Regions from separate parts of the Homo sapiens genome. Here region 1 is linked to region 2. A link is an interaction called in ENCODE POLR2A ChIA-PET data of the cell type or tissue named here. Cell type or tissue: PC-9. All regions are shown on one strand. Links, peaks and the distances in the headings refer to the core of each region. The heading gives the core; the rest is flanking DNA.

Region 1 (15,552 bases), core at 3,679-11,678, 420 kb after region 2:
TAAAATGGTAGCAGAACAAGTCGATCTGAATAGGACCCTGGAAGTGCGAGGGGAAGATGGGTTTTCTGAAATACACTCCCTCATTTCCCACAGCCAAACAATTACAGGCTCAGCCTGAAGTCTAAACAAGATGTGGAAATGCCATACACAGCAGAGGAGAATTGGTTCTAAGGACTGAACTATATGAATAATAGTTATTTCTCTCCTTTTGGACTTGGAGATCTGGCTTTTCATAAATAACTATATTTACTCTTGTAATGGTCCTGCCCCATTTTCAAGTGATAGAGTAACTCCAAAGTATCTTTTCCTCTTAAAGGTCATTTATAGTAAGTGATGTGCTTCAGGAGTGTCTTGCACTGAACTGAAAACAAACCATCAAGGAACACTCCTCACCTGCCATATCCAAAAGGCACTCTAGGTTTGTATCCACTGTAATATATCTTCTTGATTTTGTACAGATAACATTAGCAATGGATACATAACATCTGTCACTGCCATTTATAAAATAAAATATCTGAGTCTCTCAAAGACAGTTTAGGAAATTCACGATCCTCCTAAGAGAAAGACGAAAACACCGTCAGTAGATTCTCAGCCCCAGGACAGGCCAGCTTAAAGTGATTAGGCTTGTGGACAGAGATTAAACTGACAAACCTTACACACTTGGCCCTAGCCTGGAGCAGGGGATTGATTTTTTCTCTGAGAAGAACTTTAGAGGCCAAAGGAAAAGACAAGTTGAAAAGAAATTCCTCTCTGAACAGTTACACAGCTAAGGCAAAGATTTCAGAATTCTGCCCCGAGAATCTTTCTTCCCAGCCTAGTTTAGTGCTATGACCAAATACAAAAAAAAGAACCAATTTAGGACTACCACCAGAATTATTTATTTATGACTCTCACACCCCTTTGTGGATCACTGATGGCAAGTTCTAAGTGACTGATTGATTGGTTCTCCTTTGTGCCTCATTGATCAATCAGGGCATTCCCAAAGACTACTAATTATTTCAGTTTTCAACCCAAGTTAAACATAATCAGGAAGTTAAATCCTACTGCTTCGGATCATGAGGTCAGGAGATCGAGACCATCCTGGGTAACACGGTGAAACCCCGTCTCTAGTAAAAATACTAGGTGCCACCAGGTGTGGTGGCACGCACCTGTAGTCCCAGCTACTCAGGAGGCTGAGGCAGGAGAATCGCTTGAACCCAGGAGGTGAAGGTTGCAGTGAGCCAAGATCGCACCACTGCACTCCAGCCTGGCAACAGAGCGAGACTCCATCTCAAAAACAAAAACAAAACAAAACAAAACAAAAACAACCTACTGCTGCCAAAGCTACCCCAAATTCCAAAGTCAAATATAAGTGAATTGTGGATTGTCTACTGTCTAGAGAATTCTTACCAAGCTCCCAATAGAAAAATGAGAACTGGCCTCATTATTAAATCATGTCACCATCAGTGGCCCATTTTCTTTCCAGCTTTGGTGATGACATCCTTGTATCAGCAGAGCAGAGTTAAATTGTCAGATTCCCAAAGCAATTTCCCTTTGGACTTACCTGTAGATATTACTGAGTAGGAAGGATCGGTGAACTCAGGGTCCAGGCTACCAGCGACTTTGGTAGCCTGACCAAAGCTGTTCACTCCCTTCACATTGCTTTTTATGCAACCCCGGACTATTAATGACTTCCAGCTGTGGGGCGATCCCTCTGACCACTCTGCCTGGCTTCCCAGATCTTCAGTGCTTTCATGTCTAAGAGGACTCTATATTTTCCTGCTCCATGACCTTCTGTCTCTCAGGACTCCTACCACCCAGGGTGCTGACAACTCAGCAAGGGTTTCCTTGGTGTGAGTTCTTTTGCTTATGGCACCTGAGCTATCACATTTCTAATCAGGAGCAGCCTGAAATTACGGTGCAAAAATTAAATTGTGGAGACTAAAGGCATTTGGTGCAACTGAATTTCAGGCAGAGTCTGAAGTTCCCTGGAGTAGAGCTTGCTGTGTGGGGGCCTCCTGCCCATGGCTTTGGAGCACTTTGATAATCTGAAATGTCTTTTAGCCGTGTTAAAGCTCTGGTAGAGCCAGCATCCAAAAAATTTTCTGAACTAGAACTCCATCTGCTACCAATCTCCAAGCCTGAATCATGGCTTTGCCACTTACTAGCCGTGACCTCAGACAAGTTATTTAACCTCTTTTGGCCTCACTTTCCTAAGATGTAAAATGCGGGCAATGAGACTTACTCTACAGTGCTAATGTGAGCTTTAAACAAGCTACGATATGTATAGTACATGGTAGATGCTCAATGAATTTCACTTCCCTTAATTCTACCCTCTACATTTTAGAGGAAATCTGTTTACCTGCCTTACCTCTTGCTTAGTAGACAGGATGAGGCTTGGGTTGAAGAATATATTACTCGGGCAACTCTAGAAAGGACGTGGGGTGGATACTGTAGATAGTCACAGGGATTGGTGTTTCTCTTCCTCAAATCCTAGGTTGTAATGATAAGACCAAGTGATTCTTTGACTTCAAGAATGCTTGCAATGTTCATTTCTGGGACAAGTCTCTCAGTAGGCACGACCAGAACTCCTTGTTAACATAGCCCAGCCCAGAACCTTGAAGATGGCAATGATTTTAATCTTACAGTATGGGGTGGAATAAGCTCAGCCACATATATACATGGCTTTTATATACGGCTCTTAAGAGCATAAGTAGTTGTCACAAGAACATGACATTTCCAGATCTATATTATGGATAATAATTTACGTGACTATCAACTTTTGAAGCAGGAATCGTCTCTTCTTCACGTTTATTCTCTTAAGTACATATTGCTTTGCATGTTGAAGTTGTTCATTAAATCAAATTGAATTGATTCAGTATCAAAGGACATGAAACTGAAGGAAAAAATGGAACTTAAAATTGTTGATGAGCAAGATCCGGACTGACCAAAAGAACCGAGAAGAAACCAAAGCTGAGCACTATCTTTTTTTTTTTTTTTTTTTGAGACGGAGTCTCGCTCTGTCGCCCAGGCTGGAGTGCAGTGGCGCGATCTCGGCTCACTGCAAGCTCCGCCTCCCAGGTTCACGCCATTCTCCTGCCTCAGCCTCTCGAGTAGCTGGGACTACAGGCGCCCGCTACCACGCCCGGCTAATTTTTTGTATTTTTAGTAGAGACGGGGTTTCACCGTGTTAGCCAGGATGGTCTCGATCTCCTGACCTCCTGATCCGCCCGCCTCGGCCTCCCAAAGTGCTGGGATTACAGGCGTGAGCCACCGCGCCCGGCCGAGCACTATCTTTTCTATATACCGGGCTTTGTTCATATAACTTTTATCTATGGGCTTTCATTATCTTTTAGAAAGTTATCATTGCATTGGAAGACTAGCTTAGGAATGTGTTGTTAGTAGGATAGCTGGTTAGAATAAGGGCTGGAATAGATAGTTTTATTCCTAAAGCCATCCCTAGTTACCAGAAAGTGAGACTCTTCCTCACTGATTCCCTCCATGGAGTGGGTTAAGACAACAGTGTGCCACCAGCCATTATTTTCTTTTTCTCTTCATTTTTTTAGTAGAGATGGGGTCTCATTTTGTTGCCCAGACTGGTCTTTGAACTTCTGGCCTCAAGTAATCCTCTTCCTGCCTCTGTCCCCCGACCATGCCTGGCCCCACCCGCCATTGTATATTGCCACAGGGCTGAGACTTTGGCGGAAACCCGTCTGCCTGCTTTGCCTGGGAAAAGCACTGTCCCTTAGGAGAATTTAAGTTTTAAGTCAACTTAAGGTAACAACACAGTTGTTACCTCTGCTGTGTTTTGTCCTTGGGGCTTATAGGGTATTTGCTGCAGTAGTTCATTAGTTAAAATTCTCCTTTTCCTTTTCCCTGAAGGCTTGGTTTTGCTACTTTCAGGCTTATTGGTATGATAATGAGAGCTGAAATGTAAGTGTTCCAAACTAGGGGAGAGAGAAGTAGAGAAAGTGATTTACTCTTAGAATGGATTGGGGTGTTTATAAACTGTTTTTTTTTTGTTGTTGTTGTTTGAGACAGAGTTTAGCTATTGTCGCCTAGGCTGGAGTACAATAGCATGATCTCGGCTCACTGCAACCTCAGCCTCCCGGGTTCAAGCGATTCTCATGCCTCAGCACCCCAAGTAGCTGGGATTCCAGGCACCCGCCACCACATCTGGCTAATTTTTTTATTTTTAGTAGAAACGGGGTTTCACCATATTGGCGAGGCTGCTCTCCAACTGCTGACCTCAGGTGATCTGCCTGCCTTGGCCTCCCAAAGTGCTGGGATTACAGGCGTGAGCCACTGTGCCCAGCCCAGGGTGTTTATTCACTACCAGTGGTGTTGTTTCCTCTATTAGATTTTAACTCCTGAGTTCAAGGGCTGTGTCTTATTCACCTGTGTATCCCCACTGCCTAGGGGGTCTATGGTGGTTGTTCAATAAATGCTTACTGATTGATATATAAATCAAATATAAGCAACGTTCCAAAGAGTTACAGCTGTGAAATTGGTGGTACAGGTAATAAGCACTAGAGAAGCTCAGAAGAAGAAGTCATTGTGGGCCAGAATGGTCAGAGAAGGTTCTGCAGAAGGGGTAGAAATATTTCATGAAAGAATTTGACTCTCTGGACAGAGATGGAATGGAATATGGACAGTGCACAGACTTCCAAATCATTTAAACTCTGAGAGCCTCAGTTTCTCATTGATGCAAAAAGTGTTTTTAAAATGGGAACAGTAAACCTACATCATAAGCAAAGAGTAAATGAGATAGTTATATAAAGTAATTAGCACAGAATGTGATACACACAAAAGGATTTTCTTTCCTCTGTACTTTTTCTTTTACTGACCTGTATAGTCATCCCATTGGATTTGAAAGCTTTCCTGAGTCTTCTGGAGCTCCTGGTGCCATTTCCTTCATAGCTCCAGGAGCTCTCCAGACACCAGAGGAGATATTCCTAAGCCAGGGAGGCTTTGTTCACTCTCTATGGATAAATAAGATAGATAAGCACTCTAAATACTTTTTATTGTCTATCCTTGAGCACATATGACCATGTTGGGCATAGGGACTTTGGCTAGGCAAAACATTTCCAATTTTATCTTCATTTCTACTTCACAGAACTTTATTATTAGAAGAGCTCTGGTAGGGCTCAGTGGCTCACACCTATAATTTGAGCACTTTGGGAGGCCAAAGTGGGAGAATTACTTGAGGCCATGACTTTGAGACCAGCCTGGGCAACATAATGAGACCTGCCTCTACAATTAATAAATAAATTAGCCAGACGTGGTGGCACATGCTTGTGGTCCCAGCTAGTCTGGAGGCTGAGGTGGGGAGAATTGCTTGAGCCCAGTAAGTCAAAGCTGCAGTGAGCCATGATCATGCCACTGCACTCCAGCCTGGGTGACAGAGACAGACTTTGTTTAAAAAAAAAAAAAAAAGTTCTTGGAGATAATACAGTATATAACTTTTATTTTACATATTTTTAAAAAACCAAAACAAATTTAGCCTAAAGCAATTAAGTGATTAGTTAGTGGCAGAACTGTGAAGTATAGTTGGGTGTCTTTTGATGTCTTTCCCAGTGCTCTTTCCAATATATCAGGCTATTATATACTTCTATATGTTGGAAAGTCCCATTCACTTTTCACATTTCCATCAACATTGGCAACCCAGTTTTTCGGCGAAATTCAGAGACATCCTATATGGGACCTTTGGCTTGTTTACCAAAGGACGAGGAAGATCAAGTGATTGATACAAGTTGAGAATCACTAATCTGAAAATCTGAAATGTTCCAAAAGCTGATGCTTTGTAAGTGCTGACATGAAGCTCAAAGGAAAAGCTCACTGGAGCATTTTGGCTTTTGGATTTGGGATGTTCAATCAGTTCATTGAGTTAACCATTTCTCTAAGGAGTCCTGGTTCCATGAATAATTTTTTAGGCCAGGCACGGTGGCTCATGCCTGTAATCCCAGCACTTTGGGAGGCCGAGGTGGGCAGATCACTTGAGGTCAGTTTAAGATCATCCTGGCCAACGTGGTGAAACCCCGTTTCTACAAAAATTAGCTGGGCATGGTGGTGCACGCCTTTAATCCCAGCTACTCAGCAGGCTGAGGCAGGAGAATCGCTTGAACCTGGGAGGCAGAGGTTGCAGTGAGCTGAGATCATACCACTGTACTCCAGCCTGGGTGACAGAGCAAGATTCCGTCTTGGGGGAAAAAAAAAGTAAAAAAGAAAAAAGAAAGATCTCAATAAACATTAATTGATTATGAAGGTGTGGGAATCTGGGGGCACAAATGTCAATAAATGAAAGTTTTTTTTAGGGGGAACATTTTGTAATCATTGAGGCAGGAAAATAGGGTCTAGAGGCAGGGAACATAAGGCCAATTCCCACTTCAGCTAGGACAGGAAATATCCTCTCCATAGGGCATAGGCCAAGTAAATAGCTTTGTATCTTTACTTCATCCTCTCTATTTGCATAGGGCATACCTGAAGTAACCAATAGAATCCTCTAGAGGGTATTTAAACTCCCCAAAATTCTGTAATGGGGCCCTTGAGCCCCTACGCTCGTACCTGCTCCCACACTGTGGAGTGTGTACTTTCATTTTCAATAAATCCCTTCATTCCTTCCTTGCTTTGTTTGTGCATTTTGTCCAATTCTTTATTCAAGATGCCAAGAATCTAGACACCCTCTTAAATGTGACAATCATCTTAAATGTTACATTTTTTCCCCTAGGTACAACTCTCCTAGGTATAATAATCTTACCTGTTTCTTCTGCTGAGTGTTCATGTGTGAAATAAAAAATGAGTATAAGGAACACTTTATTGAACCTGAGGGTGCTCATGGACTGTCAATATAGGGGAGAAGATATTGCTCAGAAAAATTTAAACCCTGCAAAAAGTTTGCCGGGAATGTTAATTTGAAAGTGCCCCCACCATAGAATGAGAGAGCTTTAGTGAGGAGGGCAAACAGCATCATGTAAAGTGCCCAAGATTAAGGAGAAACAGCTGGATGGCACAAACTGTTTTAATTGTGTGGAAGATAATTGGCCCAACTGGTTTGTGAAATATTAGGAAACAAAGGCACACCAGAGAAAAACAAATAATGATGCAAAACTGCTGAAGCGCAACAATGAGATTCATTTCAACCTAAATTATGCCTTAAGGCACAGTCTCTGCAAACTAGGAAAGTATTTCTTTTTTTTTTTTTTTTGAGACAGAGTCTCGCTCCATCGCCAGGCTGGAATGCAGTGGCGCAGTCTTGGCTCACTGCAACCTCTGCCTCCTGGATTCAAATGATTCTCCTGCGTCAGCCTCCCAGGTAGCGCGGATTACAGGCATGTGTCACCATACCCAGCAAATTTTTGTATTTGTAGTAGAGATGGGATTTCACCATGTTGGCCAGGCTGGTCTTGAACTCCTGACCTTCTGATCCGCCCGCCTCGGCCTCCTAGAGTGCTGGGATTACAGATGTGAGCCACCGCGCACGGCCCAGAAAATATTTCGATTGAAGTTTTCTAAACCTGCTTTGGAGCTTTAGGAAGTTGTAAATATATCAGATTTTGAAAAATGGTCTCCAATAAAACTTCAGTTCTCTTCCTTATTAGAGGATTTTATATTGTCTTGTTGTTTGATCAAATTTTCTATAAAGGCTTTGTGAGTTATAAGGTCTCTGTGACAGCTACTCAACTCTACTTGTCCAAAAGCAGCCACAAAGGTTTGTAAACAAGTGGGCACGACTGTCCAGTAATACTTTATTTACGAAAAAACGGGGTGGGCCAGATTTGGCCTGCTTGCTGATGTAGTTTACCAACCCCTGATCTATCTGATCAAACCCAAATGCTTCACTCTGGCAGAACATTTCATCATTTGTCTCTGCCGAATCTTTCATTGTTTTCAACATTTAGTCTAGTTCCAGTCCAGATGTCCTCCCATCTCCCAAGTGGTCTGCTCATTCTTGCTTTCAGAACTTTGCATATGTGGATTCCTCATCAGCCTCTTCCCTACATTCCGCCTTTTCAAGTCCTACCCATCCTTTAAGTGTCTGACTATAGCTTCTTCATGATGCCTTTACGGGTAACTCCAACAAACATCCTTTCTCCTTTTTCTCAAGCTTTTGTGACTATCCATAACTCTTAGTATAGCAAAATATTTTGAACTCACTGTGGGGCCGTAATAAATCAATAAGTTAATGGAACCAGGAAGGAACCAGGCTGGTGGAATAGGGACTTAACCTGGTTTGTAATTCCTTTAAAGGGTGTGGAAAAACCGCAGCCACTATCTTGCAACTCCAGAAATGAAAGGCATGCTGGTTGCAAGATGGCTAAGAACAGCAGAGTGTTTCCCTTGGGCACCTGAAGAGGAAAGGCCTGGCAGTGAAAAATTACTGCCACGTATTCTTAGTATACAGCACAAGCTCACTTGTACATAGATCTCTCCAACACTGTCCTATAAAACCCTCTTGCCGGGCGTGGTGGCTCACACCTGTAATCCCAGCACTTTGGGAGGCAGAGGCGGGCAGATCATGAGGTCAGGAGTTAGAGACCAGCCTGGCCAATATGGTGAAACCCCGTCTCTACTAAAAATACAAAAATCAGCCAGGTATGGTGGCGAGTGCCTGTAGTCCCAGCTACTCAGGAGGCTGAGGCATAAGAGTCGCTTGAACCCAGGAGGTGGAGGTTGCAGTGAGCCGAGATCATGCCACTGCACTCCAGCCTGGGCGACAGACCCTGGGTGACTCCGTCTCAAAAAAAAAAACAAAACAAAAAACCCTGTCACATTTCTGCCTCTTGGCAGATAGCAGCTCTCTCACTACTGCCTGTTGCTGCTATAAAGCAGCATTCCCCTAATAAATTTCCTTCTGTTTTCTTTTGTACCTTTTTTTTTTTTTTTTTTTTTTTTTTTTTTTTGAGATGGAGTCTGTTTGTGTCGCCCAGGCTGGAGTGCAGTGGCACAATCTTGGCTCGTTGCAACCTCCCCCTCCCAGGTTTAAGCGGTTCTCCTGCCTCAGCCTCCCGAGTAGCTGGGATTACAGGTGCCCGCCACCACGCCCGGCTAATTTCCGTATTTTTAGTAGAGACGGGGTTTCACTGTGTTGGCCAGGATGGTCTCAATCTCCTGACCTCGTGATCCGCCCGCCTTGGCCTCCCAAAGTGCTGGGATTACAGGCATGAGCCACCGCGCCCAGCCGCTTCTGTTATTTTATTTCTGTCTTAGTAAATTCTTTTACTACCCAGGACTGTCACTGCACACGGCACTTATTTCAGGCACTTCAGTCAATTATAGTATGACAAAACACTAGCTTATATAGATCTCTGTCTTTTTATTTTTATTAAGAGACAGGGTCTCAACCGGGAGCGGTGGTTCACGCCTGTAATCCTAGCACTTTGGGAGGCTGAGACGGGCAGATCACAAGGTCAGGAGATCGAGACCATCCTGGCTAACACGGTGAAACCCCGTCTCTACTAAAAATACAAAAAATTAGCCGGGCGTGGTGGCAGGCGCCTGTACTCCCAGCTACTCGGGAGGCTGAGGCAGGAGAATCGCTTGAACCCGGAAGGCAGAGGTTGTGGTGAGCTGAGATCGGGCCACTGCACTCCAGCCTGGGCTACAGAGCAAGACTCTGTCTCCAAAAAAAAAAGGAGAGAGACAGGGTCTCACAGCCAGGTGTGGTGGCTCATGCCTGTAATACCAGCACTTTGGGAGGCCGAGGTGGGCAGATCACTTGAGGTCAGAAATTCAAAACTAGCCTGGCCAACATGGTGAAATCTCATCTCTACTAAAAATACAAAAGTTAGCCAGGTATGGTGGCACATGCCTGTTGTCCCGGCTACTTGGGAGGCTGAGGCAGGAGAATGACTTGAATCGGGAGGCTGAAATTGTGCCATTTGCACTCCAGCCTGGGCGACAGAGTGAGAGACTCCATCTCAAAAAAAAAAAAAAAAAGAGAGAGAGAGACAGGGTCTCACTCTATCATCCAGGCTGGAGTGCGGGGTGCAATCATGGCTCATTGCAGCTTTGAATTCCTGGGCTCAAGAGATCCTCCCATCTCAGCCTCCCAAGTAGTTAGGACTATAGGCATGAGCCAATTAGCCCAGCTATTTTATTTTATTTTTTTGTAGAGATGGGGTCTCGCCCAGGCTGGTCTGAAACTCCTGGCCTCAAGCTGGTCTTAGCCTCCCAAAGTGCTGGGAACCTGGCCTCTAATTGTCTTTTTCAGGCAAATCCTGACTGGATGGCAGAAACCCACTCAGAGCTAGATTTACTGTAAAGCTAATTTAGCTTTAAAGACCTTTGCTTGCTCAGTTTTCTGTACTTAATTTTGTATCTATAATTCTATATTCTCTTACTTAAAGAGGGCCTCCAAATTTGTACACGCTCCAGGGTCCATAAGCTCTGGGCTCACCACAAGGTCTTGTACAAAGTTGGTACAGCAGAGATTGCTAACCATCCCTCAATATCCATTTTCCTTGCTGGAATGCCAATCCTTCATGTTGTTGTGTAAGGAAGAAATACACATTTATCTTGTTTAAGTCACTGGTTTTTTTTGTTTTTTGTTTTTTTTTGGTCTCTCTGTAATAGCAGCTTAGATCTTGCATCATAAGCTGGCCACAGTAAGTGCTCAATAATATTTATTAAATTAAATGTGGCCATTAACTGCTGGGCATAGTTGCACTTGTAGTCCTAGCTACTAGGGAAGCTGAGGCAGGAGGATTGCTTGAGCCCAGGAGTTTGGGACCAGCCTGGGCAAGACCCCGCCTCTAAAATTAAAAAAATTTTTAAATGTTTTAAATGTGGCCATTAATTAGGAAATTGATGCAGACCTGCTATTCAGAATCATTCAGCTCCTCACCTTCCCAAAGAATTTTTGCTACGTTTGCATTTTATAGAATATAGATAGAAAGACAGGATATATTTACATCATAAAAGAATGTGTAGTTATAACTACATTTTCTCTTTTAGAGAGGCAATTTACTTTTGGAGCAACTATATAAGGCAAATTGGAGTAGCAGATTGTATAGGTGACCACTTACTTTGTTCGCTTGGGCACAGGTTATCAATACTTTGCTTACCAACTCCTAACTCGGCCCCCTGTTGTGTGGTAGGTGAATGGGCTTAATTGTACTATTCTCTCTACTTCTGTGTGAGACTAAAATTTTCCATAATAAAATGTTTAAAAATTACTTGGAACATCTGTAAAATATTTAGATTTCTAGGCTTCTCCCGTACCCCACCCTGCCATTTGGAGATTCTAAATTAGTAAATCTGACATGGGATTCAAGAAACTGCAATGTTAATAATCTCTATTTTTGTCCAGACCCAACCCCTGGGCCTCACCCTCAACCCCATCATGCAGTTGTTCCTCAGACCACTCTCTGATAAATAATCTAATAAAATGTCTCTTTCATTTCAAGCAACGCTTTGAAATGGAGATTTTTTCATTACAGATACTTGTTATTCTGTTAGATATTTTGCTTTGATTTTAAAATAATACCCCTGCAGAGAGATCCCTCTACCCTCCAAGAATGACTGAATATGTTAGCTGTAGATCTCTCCCACTGTTCTGAAGGTAAATTGCCAAGAAATTTGTCAACTGACACATTAGAATACATCTGATTCCCTGTACCTGTTAGAAACCTTTAGGTTCAAACCAGATTTTGGGCTATTTTAATGATCTTCGCTGTACTTCTAAAATGTGTATAACCTACTCTTGAGCACTCTTCATATTTTGCCCTCCTCCTTTACTCTTGTTTTGCTACATTTTCCGGTTCCCCTCCAGAGAAAACCCCATACTCAGAATCAAAGGCAGTGATCTGTCTAGAGAGTCTAGGCAGATGGTTTTTTATAAAAGGGAAGGAAGAGCCAGTAGGAGATATTGTAGGGTATGTTTAGGAGGAGGACAGGATATATTTTGTCCTGGTTTTCAGCTCTGATTTGAAGTCTTCAGCGGATCACAGTACACTGTTTTGAATGTGAGTGGTTATTCTATGTCACAGCCTTTTCCATTCTCCTCAAGCCTTCTTTGCAGCACATGACCTTGTCTCCTACTTTAGGAAGGAAACGAAACTGCCAGTAGTAAATTCCCTTAAGCTCTATCTCCTCCACTTCTTTCTTTCAACTCACTAAAAGAGGAGTCACTCCCTGTGTTCAAGCCCCACCCTTCTACTAGACCTCTTCGTTACACCTCTTTGCCCATCTTTTCTCTCTGTCTTTTTTTTTTTTTTTTTTTTTAAACGGAGTCTCGCTCTGTCGCCAGGCTGAAGTGCAGTGGCGCAATCTGGGCTCACTGCAACCTCTGACCTCTGCCACCCAGGTTCAAGTGATTCTCCTGCCTCAGCTTCCCAAGTGGCTGGGACTACAGGCACATGCCACCATGCCCAGCTAATTTTTGTATTGTTTAATAGAGACGGGGTTTTACCGTGTTGGCCAGCATGGTCTCAATCTCTTGACCTCGTGATCCTCCTGCCTCGGCCTCCCAAAGTGCTGGGATTACAGGCATGAGCCACCATGCCCGGCCTTCTCTCTTCTATATTTACCTTCTTTGTGGAAATAGAACACTTTGGCTAAGCTCTTCAGTCTTGTTTTTTCTATTGTTCTTTTCTCCCTTCCCTCCTCCTGCCTTCCACACCCCTTCTCAAATTCCACTCTATTTCCTTTTTCAGCCCAACACTGCAGTGAAAAAGAGACAGTCTGTCGTCTTCCAGGAGCTTAGAGATTAGTGGGGGCCACAGATTAATAAACCAAGGAAGAGAAGGACATTTCCAGACAGACAATAGCATATGTAAAGGCATAGAGGCCAGAGCAGTACAGCTCTTTCCACGAACTGTACCATGTGGTTAGAGGACTGGGAACAGATGTGGAGGATAGGGTGCCGAGATTGGAGAGAGTGAAAAGGGTCACATATGCCATGCTAACAAAGCTTTACTTGCAGTGCTAAGAGCCTGGATTTTAGTCAATGGTCAGTGAAGAGTTCTCTAACAGTGGTGAAGAGGAAAAGACTGGTGGGGAATTATATTAGAGGCAGGGCAATTAGTTGGAGATTATTGTAAAAGTTCAGCTAAGAAATGAAGAGGACCTAACCTAAGGCACTGGAGATGAAGAAGATTTTTTTCTTTAACAATAGCTTTAAGCAAATTGATTATAAAGTTCCTTGGTGTCATTTTCTTCATGCTTCCCATGTAGGGTTTGTTGAACTTCTTGGGTCTATGGGTTTATAGTTTTCATCAAATTTGAAAAATTTTGGGTCTTTATCTGCTCATTACTATTTGGTCATTATTTCTTTTTTTTCTGTACCCTCCCTTCTCCTTTGGGGTCTCTAATTACACATATATTAGGCCACCTGATGTTGTCTCAAGGCTCGCTGATGTGCTCTTTTTAAAGTCTTTTTTCTCTATGTGTTTCATTTCTTATTGTTTTTATAGCTATGTCTTCAAGTTATTTAGTCTTTCCTTTGGCAATGTTTAATTTGCTGTTAATCTTATCCATTGTATTTTTCATATCAAATACCATATTTTTCATCTCTAGAAGTTAGACTTAGATCTTTTAAAATAACTTCCATGACTCTACTTATCATTTTCAATCTTTCCTCTAGCTTCTTGAACATGTGGAATACAGTTATAAGAACTGTTTTAATGTCTCTGTCTACCAATTCTATCTTCTGTATAATTCTTGATCTGTTTTATTGATTTGATTTTTCTCCTCATTATGGATCACATTTTCCTGTTTCTTTGCAGGCCTGATAACTTTTTTTGAATGTCAGACATAGTGAATTTTATCTTGTTGGGGCTGGTACTCTGAGGATTGTTCCTTCTGCTCTTTTCTGGTGCTACTTTCTCCAGCCTCAGGTAGTTTCTTCAAACTTCTGTTCTGATCAGCACTAATTTCAGGAGGGGGACTAGAGAATAGGAAACAGGGGTAAAAGTCCAGGAAGTAAGTACGCTTAACTTTCTGAATTTCTCATATTGTTAGGCTAACAGAATTAAGTCTCGCTAGGATTCTTGGTAGATCTTAAGGAAATACTGCCATGCTGTAAAAGGACTGAAAAAAGATCAAACTTTAAGAATAGGTCACAGCCTATGATGAGAAGGGTCAAAAGTCAATTCATAAATAAATGACCCAGGAAGTCCCTGGATTGTTCTCTCTACTCTAGAGTCCTTTCTTTATTTGCACGACTAGGTGCTAACTTTGTTCCAGGTCTAAAACGTTTACCTCCTAATTCTAAGGGTGATGATCTTATCAACTCTAATCCTATCTTAAGGGACCAATTTGATTTTTGTATCTCACTGTATGAGTCAGAGAAAAAAGATTTTCTTTGTACATTTGAAAAGTTATTTGTGATTAAGACGTTACTGCTAAGCCCATATTTTTGATAACTCGCCAGGGATAGATTCTATTGACAATTATGAGTGTATGATGCCTTAATTTGTAACTTTTTTTTTTGAGATGGAGTCTCAAAGTCTCCCAGGCTGGAGTGCAGTGGCACGATCTGGGCTCACTGCAAGCTCCGCCTCCCGGTTTCACGCGATTCTCCTGCCTCAGCCTCCCAAGTAGCTGGGACTACAGGCGCCTGCCACCATGTCTGGCTAATTTTTTGTATTTTTAGTAGAGACGGGGTTTCACCGTGTTAGCCAGGATGGTCTCGATCTCCTGACCTCGTGATCCGCCTGCCTCGGCCTCCCAAAGTGCTGGGATTACAGGCAATGAGCCACTGCACCCAGCCAACTTTTTATTTAAGGATGAAAGTGTGGGAAAATGTAAGCTGTTCCTGGAATATGATGAATATACTTTTCAAATCAACACACTCTTTCAGAGACGTTTTTCTTTACATAGAAGAGCAACTAGGCAGCCCTAGCACATTTTAAGAAAAGGGTTTAATAGCAGAAGCTCCAAGACTACCCCAAAGTAGTCAGATTCCAGCAAATCTTAGGAGGGAGGACAAGCCAAGGCATCTTCAAACAACAAAAACTGTAAATCAAAAAAGTGTCTAAGACAGGTCTCAATTGATTTAGAGGTTTATTGTGCAAAGGCTGAGAACACACCCAGGAAAAAGAGAAACAACTTACTACAGATCTGTGGCTTGTGTTGTCCAAAGAGGGTTTTGAGGACTTCAGTATTTAAAGGGGACGGAGCAGGCAGGAGGGGAAAGAGGAACAGCCAATTTATCTGGCACTCAGTAAATCTGCATTTTCTGTAAGATAACAAATATAGAGTAGAGGAAGAAGTCAAATATGCATTTGTTTCAGGGTGGCCAGAGGGATGATTTCTATTTTATTTTTTATTTTTTTTATTTTTTTTTTTTGAGACGGAGTCTTGCTCTGTCGCCCGGGCTGGAGTGCAGTGGCGCGATCTCGGCTCACTGGAAGCTCCGCCTCCCGGGTTCACGCCATTCTCCTGCCTCAGCCTCCCCAGTACCTGGGACTACAGGCGCCCGCCACCATGCCCGGCTATTTTTTTTTGTATTTTTTAGTAGAGACGGGGTTTCAGCGTGTTAGCCAGGATGGTCTCGTTCTCCTGACCTCGTGATCCGCCCGCCTCGGCCTCCCAAAGTGCTGGGATTACAGGCGTGAGCCACCGCGCCCAGCC
Region 2 (15,552 bases), core at 3,529-11,528:
TGTTCAACTTTTACATGGTTCAGCAAAAATAAATATATGCATGCAGAAAGATAAAATAAGGCAAGGTATTAATATTTAATCTAGACATATATGGTTAATTATTGTATTACTCTTCCAACTTTTCTGCATGTTTGAAAAAATTTATAATAAAAAAGAGGGAAATAGAGTACAGGCTCTGATGTCTTCATTTGGACACTTATTAACTCTGTGACCCTGAGCAAGTGACTATTTAACTTCTCTGCTTCCACAGGGATAATATAATAGTACCTACTGCAAAGGGTTAATACATGTCAAGTGTTTAGAACAGAGTCTGATGAGGGCTTGATAGATATTAGCTATGATTATTAGTATTCAAATGTTCATGAAAGGACATGATCACCAGTATGTGGGGCGATGAGGGGAAAAGAAAATAATTCATCTTTTGAAGTCAAAGGAACTGTAAAAGTTAGTTTGTACTTCCTCCTTTGACACTATAAACATGCCTCCATTCTGCTGGTGGAATTTCTAGAGAGTACTGGTGTCTGATCAGTGCCAGAGGTGAAACTATTCTTCCTTTCCTTCATGAGACACAAGATCAAAGGGAGGGGATGCTGCATCTGGCTCCCTGGTGAATCACTTATGAGAATGGTAGTTTGAGCCCATCTGGTTCCATCCGGCAACTCAACTCTTTCTCTGACCTTGGCTGAGAGCCTAGTTTCCAAATTAGAGAGAGGTTTAAAATGTTATGATTTGATAGCATGCGGAAAAAAATAGCCCTAACATGCTCAGGGGCAGGAGGCTCCAGTGAAGGAAAGCCGAGTGCACAGGACCGAGAAGCTGAAGCTGTAAGGCTTCGAGGGAGACCAGGCGAGGCTTACCGAGATGCTCATGGTGCAGTCTGGGAAGTTTCTAGTTCCCATCTTCCTTTTGCTTGGGATTCCTAAAGCCTTGGATTCCCTTGGATGGTTTGAGGCCTTTATTTTCTTTCAAAGACAGTAGCAGACACTAGGGGAAATTACCCCGTGAGTACTCTTTTGGTTTTGCTTTAATCCAGTCTGACCTTTTCTTGTCTTTGAACTGAAAACGTTAATCCTGTGATTTTTTTTTATCCTTTCTGGAGCTTGGGTCAGGTTATGTGATGGTAGCTTATACCAGAGGAGCCAAACTCAATCAGTTATTTCTTGATAACGGGTCCTTCCCCAAGCCTTCTCTGGGGCCATATTTAGAGTTTTCACACCTTATTTTTTCTTCCCCAGTCACTTTCTGTTATTTCTGCTATGTCCAGGTGTGTGCTAGGGCAGAGGTAGCAGTGCTGTTAGCTTTGTTTCTTTTTGGAATGGGTAAAAATGAAGGCAAGAGCTTGATCAAGCATTTTCAATAAAGTTTTCTACCAGTTTTGTTTCCTCTAATATATCTGTCATGCAAAATATATCTCCTGGATCTCTTCTTGTGATTCCAAGAACTTACATGTAAAAACATTGTTAGGTTAACTCCCTTTAAGAGTTTATTTGGATAACTGGCTTTTTCCCTTTCACATCGTGTCTGAGAAAGGAAATGGTTTCTGTACAGAAAATGCTTTTCTCCCTAGTGCTGTAGAGACTTGGGGAGAGGAAGATAATCTTAATGTAGCTGGGGTTTTTCTGAAGCAGTCTGAGAATTCTTAATTTCCCTAAATATTTTTTATATATTAGCAACAATGTGACTCCTGGAATATTGTAACTGCGAGTTAACATTTTCAGGTTGAGGGTGCACATAACCCTTGGATCACATCTGGCCCCACAGATGTGGTTCATTTGACCCTGGTGTTTGACTTTTTTGAAATTAGTAGTCAGCATTTTAAAAATTCATGTGGAAATTTTTTATTTCTGGCTCCTTTTGAGGAATTGTAAGATCTGTCCCCTTTAGGCAGAGCGTACCCTCTTCAGATTGCCACAGTCCCTGTTTCATTTCTCTCACCTTCACTTGTTTGTTACCTGCCTGGTCCCCTGTAGGGGTGTGGTGTGTGTGTGTGTGTGTGTGTGTGTGTCTGTCCACTAAAAGGTCTAGAAACAATGACCAACCCAGTATGAATGAACATTCTTAGTGCCCAAATTATGATCTTGAAATACCATTTACCCATTTAGAGAAACTGGGGTTTCTTAGGGAAATGGCTAATTCTAGGTTTTAGGGCAGGAAATGTATAGGATGATCCTAGAATGTTGTGATAACAGATAACATGAAAGTTTATCAAAGTCTACTGGAGTCATCTTGAAAGGACTTAGGATCTAACTTGAAGAGGCTCCCACTGACCAAAGAGGGATAATTTGAGTTTCAGTAAGGTAAGAATTGCAATAGATTAAAACTCATAAATATATTTAAATCCAGGCACTCATAATGTTACTAAAAAGGAAACCTACTTGGCTAAATTAGGAGAATTGATAAGAAATCAGTTCATTGTATTGAAAACTGGATAAAGGAAAAAAATAAGTATTTGTCCTGCCTTTCCTGTACCACTAGATAACCATATAGTAGGTGACAGAAATATATCTTTATAAAATTATTTCAACTTACAAATGAAAACAAAATGATAGGATAGCATCATTTTACAACCCCTTATGGTCTAGGTACTGAGCATCAATAACTGCTGACATCAGAAACAAAAACCAAGCCTCCTGACAAAAGAACATTACCCACCACCAAAGTTTGCCAAAAGGATAAAATCCAAAATTGATCAAGCCTCTGGATATAGCTGCAATTTGCAAGAAATACTGAAAACAAGGTACATAATTAGAAAATCCAGATTATGGGATGTTATATGGGTTAAATGTCCCAGATTCTGTAACATATGAATTGTAACAAGAAAAAAAAAAAAGATATGGGCAGGAGTAGGCTGGAGTGGAGGAATTATGAATTAAGAGACTTAAAAATTGTATCAAAAATTTTAAAAATAGGCAAGACCTAAACTATAGAAAGGGATGCACATGTAAGTGGAAAACCATAAAGAAATGCAAGGAAGTGATTATTACCAAAGCCAGGGTAGTGATTACTTTGGAGGGAGGAGGGGATTGTGGTTGGATCAGGGAACATGGAGGAACTTGGGGAATGCCTGGAAAGTTCTTTCTCTCGACCTTGGTAGTGGTTATAAGGATGTTCACCTTACAATCATTCATTAAGCTTTATATTCTATGTAATTTCCTGCATTTTGTGTTTGTAATAAAATGGTTTAAAAAATTGATAGAGTTTTTAGGGCATCATTCTTGTAACCCTTCTACTTACATACATACATACATTTTATTTTTTTGTTTGTTTTTTAAGATGGAGTCTTGCTGTGTCGCCCAGGCTGGAGTGCTGTGGCACAATCTCAGCTCACTGCAACCTCCACCTCCCAGGTTAAAGCGATTTTCCTGCCTCAGCCTCCCAAGTAGCTGGGATTACAGGCACCCACCACCACGCCTGGCTAACTTTTGTATTTTTAGTAGAGACAGGGATTCACTATGTTGGCCAGGCTGTTCTTGAACTCCTGACCTCAAGTCATCCGCCCACCTCGGCCTCCCAAAGTGCTAGGATTACAGATGTGAGCCACCGCACCCAGCCATACATATATTTTATTTTATTTCATTTCATTTTATGATGGAGTCTTGCTCTGTTGCCCAGGCTGGAGTGCACTGGCGCAGTCTCGGCTCACTGCAACCTCTGCCTCCCGGGTTCAAGCAATTCTCCCACCTGAGCCTCCCAAGTAGCTGGGATTACAGGCACCTACCACCACACCTGGCTAATTTTTGTATTTTTAATGGAGACGGGTTTTCACCATGTTGTCCAGGCTGGTCTTAAACTCCTGACCTCAGGTGATCTGCCCGCCTTGGCCTTCCAAAGTTTTGGGATTACAGGTGTGAGCCACCATACCCAGCCCATACATACATTTTACATACACGTTTTAAGTCAGCGTTTGCTGTGGAGCAAAAGAGGTAAGATGAAATCTCACCTGTTCACTGGGAAATTTGCAGTGTGAACCTTGTTGAAGTCAAATAAAATATAGAGACAAATCTCTAATGTTTTATTTGGGAAGCAAGAATTGCAATTTGAGTTATACACACAGACTGGGTGGTCTTTGGTATGTCCAAAGAACAAACAGAAGGTTAGGAGTTTTATTAGAAAAAGAAATAGTATGTATTGCTTTGAAAGAAAGCTCATTGACACAAGTCAAGTTTTTGGGAGCTGGGAATCTCTGATTGGTGAGACAGTGGTAGGTTAAAGTAGTCTTAGAGTCACAGCAGGTCGTTTCAGCAGCTGGGCTTGTGGAAAATCTAATTCTTGGAGCAGGTGCTGTATGCCCTGGGTGTTCTTTCCCCTGGCCCTGATTTCGTTGGACATGACAAGAATGACCCAATTTATATAATCAACTTTTACAACCTCGAGATTAAGTTTGGCTCTAGTGTTTATAAACAACAAGCCATCAGGGGATTGCTGGAGTTTCTTTTTTAGGAATTTTAGATGTGCCTCACTGTGTAACTGGAATAGTCCTGCAAGATTAAGTGCAAGTTCAGTTTTTATAAATAGATGCAGTACATACTTCAAATTACTTTATCGTTTTAGGGCCCTGTTCCCCAAGCAAACCTTGACTCCAAAACCATGTCTTCAAAACAGAATTATACTTAAAATTTATTGCACATCTTGTAACCACAAGTTTGCCAAGAAAAAAAATCATTTTCCAGTCTAACACTGAGAGCACTTTAGGTCGAATAAAACACTGAGAAAAATGGTAGCAAACAGAAACTTGGGGGCCACTAATGGGATTTGCAAAGAGTGAAACCTCATTTCCTGAGTGTGTGTTCAGGACTTGCCTAAGAGAACTGCTTTTTTTTTTTTTCTTTTTTGAGACAGAGTTTCGTTCTTTTTGCCCAGGCTGGAGTGCAATGGCACCATCTCGGCTCACTGCAACCTCCACCTCCTGGGTTCAAGCAATTTTCCTGCCTTAGCCTCCCGAATAGCTGGGATTACAGGCATGTGCCACCACGTCTGGCTAATTTTGTATTTTTAGTAGAGACGGGGTTTCTCCATGTTTGTCAGGCTGGTCTCGAACTCCCAACCTCAGGTGATCTACCTGCCTCAGCCTCCCAAAGTGCTGGGATTATAGGTGTGAGCCACCGTGCCCGGCCAATAACTGCTTTTAACAGCCTACTTGATTCAGTTTTTCATGGCCTTGTTGTTTTATTCCCTGGCATACTTCTTTTTAAATATCAGTAGGGTGGAATGGGAAGACAAAACAATATTTTTACTTTAGAGGGTATTTTTTTTTTCTCTCCTGGGCTGTTTTCTTCCTCTTTTTTTTCTTCCTCCCTTCTTTGCTAAATGGCAGTCTTTTTCAGGAGGAAGATCAAGATGATCAAGGAATTAACTCAGAACCTAAATACTTTCTTCATTGAATTTATCTATGGATGCCTTCTCTTTGTTGAATTCTTTTCTTCTCTTTTCTCTTTTTTCTTTTCTTTTCTCTCTTCTCTTCTCTTCTCTTTTTTCTCTGTCGCCCAGGCTGGAGTGCAATGGCATGATCTCGGCTCACTGCAACCTCCGCCTCCCAGGTTCAAGCATCTCTCCTGCCTCAGCCTCCCGAGTAGCTGGGATTACAGATGCCCACCACCAAGTCCAGCTAATTTTTGTATTTTTAGTAGAGACAGGGTTTCGCCATGTTGGCTAGGTTGGTCTCGAACTTCTGACCTCAAGTGACCCGCCCGCCTCGGCCTCCCAAAGTGCTGGAATTACAGGCCTGAGCCACCATGCCTGGCCTTGAATTATTTTCCATCCCCAGAAATTTATCATTCTCTTGAAACTTTATTCTTCTAGATCAGCGGTATCAGTAGAACTTTTTGTGACCATGGAAATGTTCTGTGTCTGTATTGTCAGTGCAGAAGACACAAGCCACATGTGGCCATCAGGCACTTGAAATTTGCTAGTGGGACTGAGGAACTGAAGTTTTAGTTTTAGTTAAGTTATACTTTATATTAGAATAGCCACATATGGCTAGGGGACAGTACAGTTGCAAGGAGAAGTCAGAGTAGAGCTATGTGTGTAAAGCTTACAGGGGGGGCCATAACGTTGGTCAGATTCCTCTCACCTAAGATCTATTAACAGTAATGCTGTCTCCAGCTTAAAACTCTTCGCTGACTTCCATCATCCTTAAAGTCTTTATCATGGAGTTATGATGTCTGTAATTTATTTAAAAATACTTCTTCATAGACCATCTGATAGTATATATTTGCCAGTTAGTTTCAGCCTCAACTTCAGGGGAATGTGAATTACATTAATGAAGCATCCACATTCCATGATGTCACCTAGCTTTACATCTTCAAGGGTGCACTCTCCAGGGGCTGCCATCAGTGCAGCACTCTCTATAGTTTGATCAACACCTTTACTAGTTAGCATAGTGACTGTCAGAAACAGCTTGGATTTTTTTGTTTTTTTGAGACGGGGGTCTCTGTTGCCCAGGCTGGAGCGTAATGGCACGATCTTAGCTCACTGCAACCTCTGCTTCCTAGGCTTAAGCAATCCTCCTGTCTCAGCCTCCCGAGTAGCTGGGACTACAGGCGCGTGCCACCATGCCTTGCTAATTTTTGTATTTTTTGTAGAGACAGGGTTTTGCCATGTTGCCCAGGCTGGTCTCAAGCTCCTGGATTCAAGTGATCTACTCACCTTGGCCTCCCAAAGTGCTGGGATTACAGGCATGGCCCACTGCACCTGGCCAATTTTTACTGGTGAGATTAGTGTCTTACTGATTAACAAAATGAGTATTAGAAGTAGGCGCTCATTAGTGAAATTGAAGTATTCAAAAGCAGAATTGGGCCAGATGTGGTGGCTTATGAGCTACAGAGCAAGACCCTATCTCTGCAAAAAATGAAAAAATTAGCCAGGCATGGTAGCATGTGCCTGTAGTTCCAGCTACTCGGGAGTCTGAGGTAGGAGGATTATTTGGGCCCAGGAGTTAGGGCCCAAATAATGCAGTGAACTATGATCCTGTCACTGCACCAGCCTGGGCAACAAAGCGAGACCCTGAAATATTCCTATGCTTGCATGAAGAAGGAATATGAATCTAGCAGGGCCTGTAACTTCTTCCCTTGGAGATGGCGCCTGAGGCGTAATTCCTTAATGATCCTTTGGCCTTTGGTTAGGATTTCTGGTTGCCTGATGTGACTCCAAGGGCAACAGAACCCTGCCTCTGGGATATTGTCAGTTCTATTATGAGTGAACCTTTTTCATAAGTGGTGGTTGGAATAACTAGAGGCAGAAAGAGCTGGGACAGCATGGAGCTTCTAGAATAGTTTGTGTGAACTGCTTTGGGCCTGGCTCACTAAGGAATATCTGTTTAATAGATGTCTTTAGGTGTGCTAGAATTTGGTCTGGAACTTGCTTTCTTTGTCACAAGATTGTAAAAGAGGTGCTAACACTCACCACCTGAAACATTTTTCTCAACTGTTAAAGAGCCTATGAGATGTATATTACCAAAATGGCTTAGCTCCTCCTTGACTTGGCTGTTCTCTACCTCTCTATGCTTATCTTATACCACTTACCCCTCACTCCTAAATCTCAAACCACACAGACCTTCTCTGTTCCTCCAGTGTGGCAAGTTCCATCCCACCTCAGGTCCCATACCCATGATGTCCCATCTGTCTTGAATGCCCTTGTGCTTTATAATATTTGCATAGTTTAAAACATAATAAAGCAACACTGTGTTCCACTACCCTGCTTAAGTAATGTAACATTTCTAGTCCTTTAGAAGCCCTGTACGTCCTCCTTCTACACTGCACTCCTTCCCTCTACCTCAGAGGTTATGACTACCCTGAATTTGTTATTATTTATATATTTTTAAAAATATATAGTGATGGGGTTTCATCATGTTGCCCAGGCTGGTCTCGAGCTCCTGGGCTCAGGTGATCCACCACCTCAGCCTCCCATATTGCTGGGATTACAGGCATGAGCCACCATGCCCGGCCTACCGTGAATTTTTTGTTAATCATTCTTTGGCTTTTCTTGAAAGTGTTACCACATATGTATGGCTTGCTAAACAGTGTATTAAATCTTACATTTTCCCAACATTCTGTAATGAAAAATTTCAAAGAAAAAACAAATACGAACACTCATATACCTATAACCTACATTCCTCCATTAATATTTTACCATACTTGCTTTATCACATATCCATCTATCCATCAGTCAGTCTTATTTTTCATACATTTTGAAGTAAATTGCAGATGTCATACATATCCTTGTAAATAATTCAGCATAAGCATCAACTGGAGTTCATTATTTATTTACACTCTTTTTCATTTTAGGTAGAATTTACATACCATGAAGTGCATGAATCTTAATACAAATACCTGTGTAACCCAAACTCCTCTCAAAATACAGAAAGTATCTTCGGGTCCTTTCCCCATCAATTCCCACTCCTATTTCCTCAGACACAACTGTTCTGAATATTGTTTTAACCATAGATTAGTTTGGCCTATTCTAAAACATCATATAAATGGAATGAAATAATAGGATTATTTTGTATAAGGCTTCCTTCAACCAGCTTGTTTTTGAGATTTATCCATGTTATTGCATGTATTCTTTTTTATTGCTGGGTGTTTTTTGTGTGTGCAGCGTTTTGTTTACCCATTCTCCTATTGGTAGAAACTTGGGCCCATTTCCAGTTTTTGTCTGTTACAAATAGACTACTATGAACATTCTGGTACAAGTTTTTTTGTGGACTTAACATTTTTGTTTCTCTTGAGCAGTACCTAGCAGAATTTTTGGGACATTGGGCAAGTGTACGTTTAGCTTTGCTAGAATCCACTAGACAGTTTTTCAAAGTTTTTGCACCATTTTACAACCCCCCCAACCAAATATGACAGTCTAGTTGCCACACATCTTCACTAACATTTGATGGTATCGATCTTTTTAATGTTGGCAATTCTAGTGGTATATCTTCGTGAAGTTCTGCTTGTCTTTTGTTTATTTTGCTTTGTTTTTGAGAATTCAAACTTGTATTTGACTAATAAGATATCTTTAAAATTTAGAAAATAACAATTGACACAGCTAGAAGAAATTGATAAATCAGCCATCGTAATTAGTTTTAACAAATCTCTCAAAGTAAGATTAAACAGCCAAAATATTTAATAACTATGTAAACGATTTGAACATCACAATAACAAGCTTGATTTAATGAAGATTAGAGGCAAGGCAAAGGGCTGATTTTTTTTTATACTGGCCTTGTAGAACGCTCTAATTTTTTAAATTGCTTGTTTATTTTTTTAACCAACCATGTAACAGATGGTTTTATCTCCATTTTTAAAAGTTTTTTATTTTGAATTAATTTTAGACCTACGGAAAAGTTGCAAAAATAGTACAGAGTTTCTTGTATCCCTCACTCCACTTCCGCTAATGTTAACATTTTATATAACCATATACAGTTATCAAGAACAAATAAATTGATATTTATGCAGCATTATTAACTAAACGACAGACCTTATTAGAATTTTGCATTTTCTACTGAGGCTATTTTTGTTTGTTTCAGGATCATATTTAGGTCCCACATTGCATTTGGTGGTTTTATCTCCTTAGTCTGTCCTAGTCTGAGACAGTTCTTCAGTCTTCTCTTGTCATTCATGACTTGTGAAGTTATTTTTGTGAAATGTACCTCAGTTTAGATTGTCATAGTTTTCTCATGACTGGACTGAATTTACATGTTTTTGGCAAAAATGCATATTGTGTCCTCAGTGCACTGTACCGAGGGGTTCATGATATTGCCATATCTTCTCAATGCTAATGTTTACCTTGATCACTTGGTGACGTTAGTGTCTGCCAGGTTTCTCCACTGTAACTTTTTTTGTTTTGTTTTGTTTTTGAGACAGGGTCTCGCTCCATCGCCCGACTGGGCTCAAGCAGTCCTCTTGCCTCAGCCTGCCAAGTAGCTTGGATTACAGGCGAGCACTACCACGCCCAGCTAATTTTTGTATTTTTAGTTGGCCAGGCTGGTATTGAACTCCTGACTTCAAGTGATCCACCCACCTTGGCCTCCCAAAGTGCTGGGATTAAGGCATGAGCCACTGTGCCTGGCCTGTTTTTCATAATTACTTAGATTAGTTCTTTTCTTGCGCCATGTAACCCTTCAGTGTGGTTGTGTTTTTAATTTGTAATATAGTTAGTTTCATTTGTTAGGGTTTATATTCATTTTGGATTCTCCCCACATATTGGTTGATTTTAATTGTTTATTTGAGGAGGGGGTAAGTGAAGGGAATGTAAAATATTACTGTGGTTCTAAGAGTCAGCTGTACAAAAAGAGCAGTATTACTCTGTCATCATTCCTGCTATCCTGTTCTTCTAGTCCCTCCCCTCTCACCCTAGGTAATTACAGTCTTCCCTCGGTATTTGTGGTGGATTGGTTCCAGGACCTCCTGCAGGTACCAAAATCTCAGGATGTACAAGTCCCTAATACAAAATGGCATAGTATTTGCATATAACCTAGGCATATCCTCTCCTATGCTTTAAGTCATCTCCAGATTACTTGTAATACTTCATACAATGTAAATAGTTCTTATACTGTATTGTTCAGGGAATAATGAAAGAAAAACATCTCTACATGTTCAGTACAGACACAATTTTTTTTGGAATATTTCCTATCCTTAGTTGATTGAATCCATAGATGTGGAACCCATGGATATGGAGGGCTGTCTTCTCTTTAGTTTCTGGCTTATCTTTCCTGTATTCCTTTCACACACCAGTGAATAGATACATGTATATATGTATATTTTCTTTTCTTTTTTTTTTTTTTTTTTTTTTTGAGACGGAGTCTTGCTCTGTTTCCCAGGCTGGAGTGCAGTGGCGCGATCTCGGCTCACTGCAAGCTCCGTCCGCCTCCTGGGTTCATGCCATTCTCCTGCCTCGGCCTCCCGAGTAGCTAGGACTACAGGCGCCCCCCACCATGCCCGGCTAATTTTTTGTATTTTTAGTAGAGACGGGGTTTCACCGTGTTAGCCAGGATGGTCTTGATCTCCTGACCTCGTGATCCGCTTGCCTCAGCCTCCCAAAGTGCTGGGATTACAGGCGTGAGCCACTGCGCCCAGCCTATATGTATATTTTCTTGTATGCCTTTATTTATTTAGCGACAGAGTTTGGCTCTTGTCACCCAAGCTGGAGTGCAATAGCACGATCTTGGCTCACTGCAACCTCCACCTCTCGGGTTCAAGTGATTCTCCTGCCCCAGCCTCCCGAGTAGCTGGGATTACAGGCGCCTGCCACCACGCCCAGTTAAGTTTTGTATTTTTAGTAGAGATGGGGTTTCACCATGTTGGTCAGGCTGGTCTCGAACTGCTGACCTCAGGTGATTTGCCCACCTCTTATATGCCTTTCTTATATGAAGGGTAGCATACTTTAGATACTCTTTTGTGCTTTCCTTTTTTTCACTTAACATTATTTCCTGGAAATTCCTCCATATCAGTATAGATAGAATAGAGATTGTCCTCATTCTTTTTTAAGGCTGTGTAGTACGCCATTGTGTGAATATACCATAGTTTATTCAGCCGCTCTCCAGTGTGTGGGAATTTAGATTGCTTACAATATTTTGCAATTACAAGTAATGTTTCAGCGAGTAACCTTGTATATACTTATTTTCATATTGTTGGAGGTATATCTTCAAGATAGATTTCTAGAAAGTGGAATTATTGAAGTATGTATGTAGTTTTGTTTTGTATTGATTTTTTGAGACAGGGTCTCACTCTGCAGCCCAGGCTGGAGTGCAGTGGCACGATCACAGCTCACTGAAGCCTCAACCTCCTGGGCTCAAGTGATCCTCTCACTTCAGCCTCCCTGATAGCTGGGACTATAGGTGTGCACCACCACATAGGGCTAATTTTTGTATTTTTTGTTGAGATAGGGTTTCTCTATGTTGCCCAGGCTGGTCTTGAACTCCTGGACTCAAGTGATCCACCTGCCTCAGCCTCCCAAAGTGCTGGGATAACAGGCATGAGCCACCATGCCTGGTGTTTTTTGTTTGTTTGAGGCAGGGTCTCTTGCTCAGTCCCCCAGGCTGGAGTGCAGTGGCACAATCACAGTTGAGCTTTTTTCTACATCAAAGTTAAAGACAAGTTCACCATGTTTTTTTCTAGTACAGTGCTTTATCATTTCATTTAAAAAATATATTTGGATCCCTAAGCTATTTGGAGTTTATTCTTGTGAATGGTGTGAGAGATAGGTCTAATTCAACCTTTTCCAAATGGTTACCTTGTTGTCCTAGCATCATTGATTAAAAAGTCAATTTTTATCATAGTGATATGCCACCACTGTCATATACTAAATTGCCATATGTATTTTGGTCTAGTGCTGGACTTTCTGTTTTATTCTACTAGTCTACTTCTCTATTAACGAGCCAATATTGCGCTGCTTTAATTATAGAGGTTTTATATTTCAGTGTCTGATAAGGCTAGTCCCCCTTCATGATTTTTTTAATCAGTGTTTTCTTAGCTATTCTTGCATGTTTGTTTTTCCATATGAACTTTTTATCTACGTAAAGTGGCTTGGTGGCTTTTTTTTTTTTTTCTTTAAGACAGAGTCTCGCTCTGTTGCCCAGGCTAGAGTGCAGTGGCACGATATTGGCTGCAACCTTCACTTCCCTTCCTGGGTTCAAGCTATCCTCCCACTTCAGCCTCTGGAGTAGCTGGGACTACAGACATGTGCCACCATGCCCTACTAATTTTTGTATTTGTTGTAGAGATGGGGTTTCGCCATGTTGCTCAGGCTGGTCTTGAACTCCTGAGCTCAAGTGATCCACCCTCCTCTGGTTCCCAAAGTGCTGGGATTACAGACATGAGCCATCACACCTGGGCCAATTTTCTATTTTCTTGTGAATTAATTTTTTCTCTAATTTTTTATTTCATTATTTCAGAAAAATTTAGTACTATAATATTATAAATACCTTTTTAAAGATTCTTCAGTTATCATTTTGCCATATTATGTATATCTATGTAAATATGTTGATTTTTCTTTTTTCCCTTGAATTACTTGCTTGGAAGTTACAGACAAGACACATCAACCCTAATTCAGCAGGTAACTCTTAAGAACTAGGCATTCTTTATATAACCATGATACTGTTATCACCCCTAGAAATTTAACCTTGATAGAATAACATTATCCAATATATTCTCTCCAAATTCAAACTCCCCAATTTATATGTGACCTTTATAGGATTTGGGGGAAGGGATGGGGTTCAGGATGTATTACATTTCATTGTCATGTCCTTTGATCTCCACTTCTTTTTAGTTACACAGGCATTTTTAATCATTTAAATTATTTATATTTTTCATAGAATGTTTCCATTTCACCTTTTTTAAAATACATTGGCATAAGTTTTAAAATATTTTCTCCTCCCTGATACATCTATAGTTATGCTCTCTTTTACATTTCTAATGTTGTTTATTTGTTCGTCTCTCTTTTTTTTTTTTTTCTTAATTATTCTTATTAGAAAGCCATCAATAACATGAGTCATTTCTAAGAACTAGATTTGGTTTTGTTGATTCCTTATATTGTACCTTTATTTTCTGTTTTAACAAATTCTGTTCTTTATTATTTTCTTCCTTCTTTTGGGGTTTATTCTGTTTTTTCTAATATCTTAAAATGGGTGTTTAGCTTATTTATTTTCAATTTTTCTTCTATTCCAAAGTAACTTTCTTTAATATTTCTTTTTTTTTTTTTTGAGACGGAGTCTTGCTGTGTCACCCAGGCTCGAGTGCAGTGGCGTGATCTCGGCTCACTGCAAGCTCCACCTCCCAGGTTCACGCCATTCTCCTGCCTCAGCCTCCCGAGTAGCTGGGACTACAGGCGCCCAACCACCACGCCCGGCTAATTTTTTTGTATTTTTAGTTGAGTCAGAGTTTCACCACGTTAGCCAGGATGGTTTTGATCCCCTGACCTCGCGATCCACCCGCTTCGGCCTCCCAGAGTGCTGGGATTACAGGCGTGAGCCAACACGCCGGCCTACCAAAGTAAATTTCTAAGGCTGTACTTTTCCCTCAGAGTATTGTTTTATCTACATTACACAAATAGTAATATGAGGTATTTTCTGACATCATTTCTCTTTGACTCCTAGGTTATTTGGAAAAGTGTTTTAATTTTTTATAATACAATTCAAGAGATTTATTATGCAACATGACTATAGTTAATAATATATTGTATACTTGAAAATTACTAAGAAAATAGATGTTAAGTGTTCTCACAACAAATAAGTGATACATATGTGAGGTCAGCAAGTTTTTTTCTAATTTATTTTACGTTATCTTTTCATTAATAATTTCTATTAATTCCATTATCGTCAGAGATTGAAGTCTGTATGATAAAGATTCCTTGAAGTCAATGTGGGTTTATGGACTGATTTAAGTATGTGATGTTTTTGTAAATACCCCCAAAATGCTTGAAATGAATGTGAATTACTTAGTTATTAGGTGCCCTGCTCTATATAAGTATGATTTGTAAGATCTTATGAGATTAAACTTGTGAAATGTGCTTCATTTTTTCTATTTGATTACTAATTTGTCTGCTTGATCTATCAATTATGCATTGATGATGGATTTGTCTATTTTTCCTTTGTAGCTTAATCCACTTTTGTTTTATATATTTTGAGACTGTTATTAGTTACATTCAAATTTAGAACTGTTATATTTTTCCAATGAATGGAGCCTTTTATCATTATTGGACTATTTTTATCTCTGCAATACTTTTTTACATAAAAGTCTATTTTATCTGATAATAGTATAACCACACTAGCTTTCTTTTGCTTAATGTTTCCATGGCAATCTGAAAAAGTCCTTTGATTTTCAGCTTTTCTGTGTCTCATATATATATATATTTTTTTTTCTCTTTTTTTCGAGACGGAGTCTCGCTCTGTCGCCCAGGCTGGAGTGCAGTGGTGCAATCTCGGCTCACTGCAAGCTCTGCCTCCTGGGTTCACGCCATTCTCCTGCCTCAGCCTCCTGAGTAGCTGGGACTACAGGCACCTGCCACCACACCTGGCTAATTTTTGTATTTTTAGTAGAGACGGGGTTTCACCATGTTAGCCAGGATGGTCTCGATCTCCTGACCTCATGATCCGCTTGCCTCAGCCTCCCAAAGTGCTGGGATTACAGGCATGAGCTACCGCGCCCGGCCTCTGTGTCTTATATTTTAAGGTATATCTCTTGTAAATAGCATGTAGCTGCATAACTGATTTTTTTCCTAACAACATGATTTATGTTATTTTATTTTGTTGTTGTGTTATGTTATGTTATGTTATGTTATGTTATGTTATGTTATGTTATGTTATGTTATGTTACGTTACGCTATTTTATTTGAGACAGAGTCTCGCTCTGTTGCCCAGGCTGGAGTGCAGCCGTGGTGCAATCTCGGCTCACTACAGCCTCTGCATCCTGGGTTCAAGTGATTCTCATGCCTTAGTCTCCTGAGTAGCTGGGACTACAGGCGGACACCACCACACCCAGCTAATTTTTGTATTTTCATTAGAGATGGGGTTTTGCTATGTTAGCCAGGCTGGTTTTGAACTCCTGGCCTCAGGTGATGTTCCCGCCTCGGCCTCCC

Evidence for each region. ChIA-PET counts read pairs that join two places held together with the same protein. Peaks named below come from ENCODE experiments on the same cell type or tissue, not always from the same donor. Only the 100,000 strongest peaks of a DNase experiment are listed, where the experiment ranks them.
Region 1: POLR2A ChIA-PET joins it to region 2 with 23 read pairs; 2 of 35 experiments call an interaction of 5 or more read pairs at or near these places.

What each region holds. Positions count from the first base shown.
Region 1 is chr20:34,172,553-34,188,104 of GRCh38, reverse strand. It overlaps a transcript of ASIP not described here. Among named protein-coding and RNA genes, the nearest start is that of ASIP, 61 kb to the left of the region's middle. In PC-9, for the core only: no CTCF peak of the experiment used is centred there; DNase peaks (open chromatin) are centred at 7,204 and 8,234; H3K27ac peaks cover 1,430 bases.
Region 2 is chr20:34,590,315-34,605,866 of GRCh38, reverse strand. All of the region lies in intron 7 of PIGU (phosphatidylinositol glycan anchor biosynthesis class U), which reads left to right. Among named protein-coding and RNA genes, the nearest start is that of MAP1LC3A, 39 kb to the right of the region's middle. In PC-9, for the core only: no CTCF peak of the experiment used is centred there; no DNase peak of the experiment used is centred there.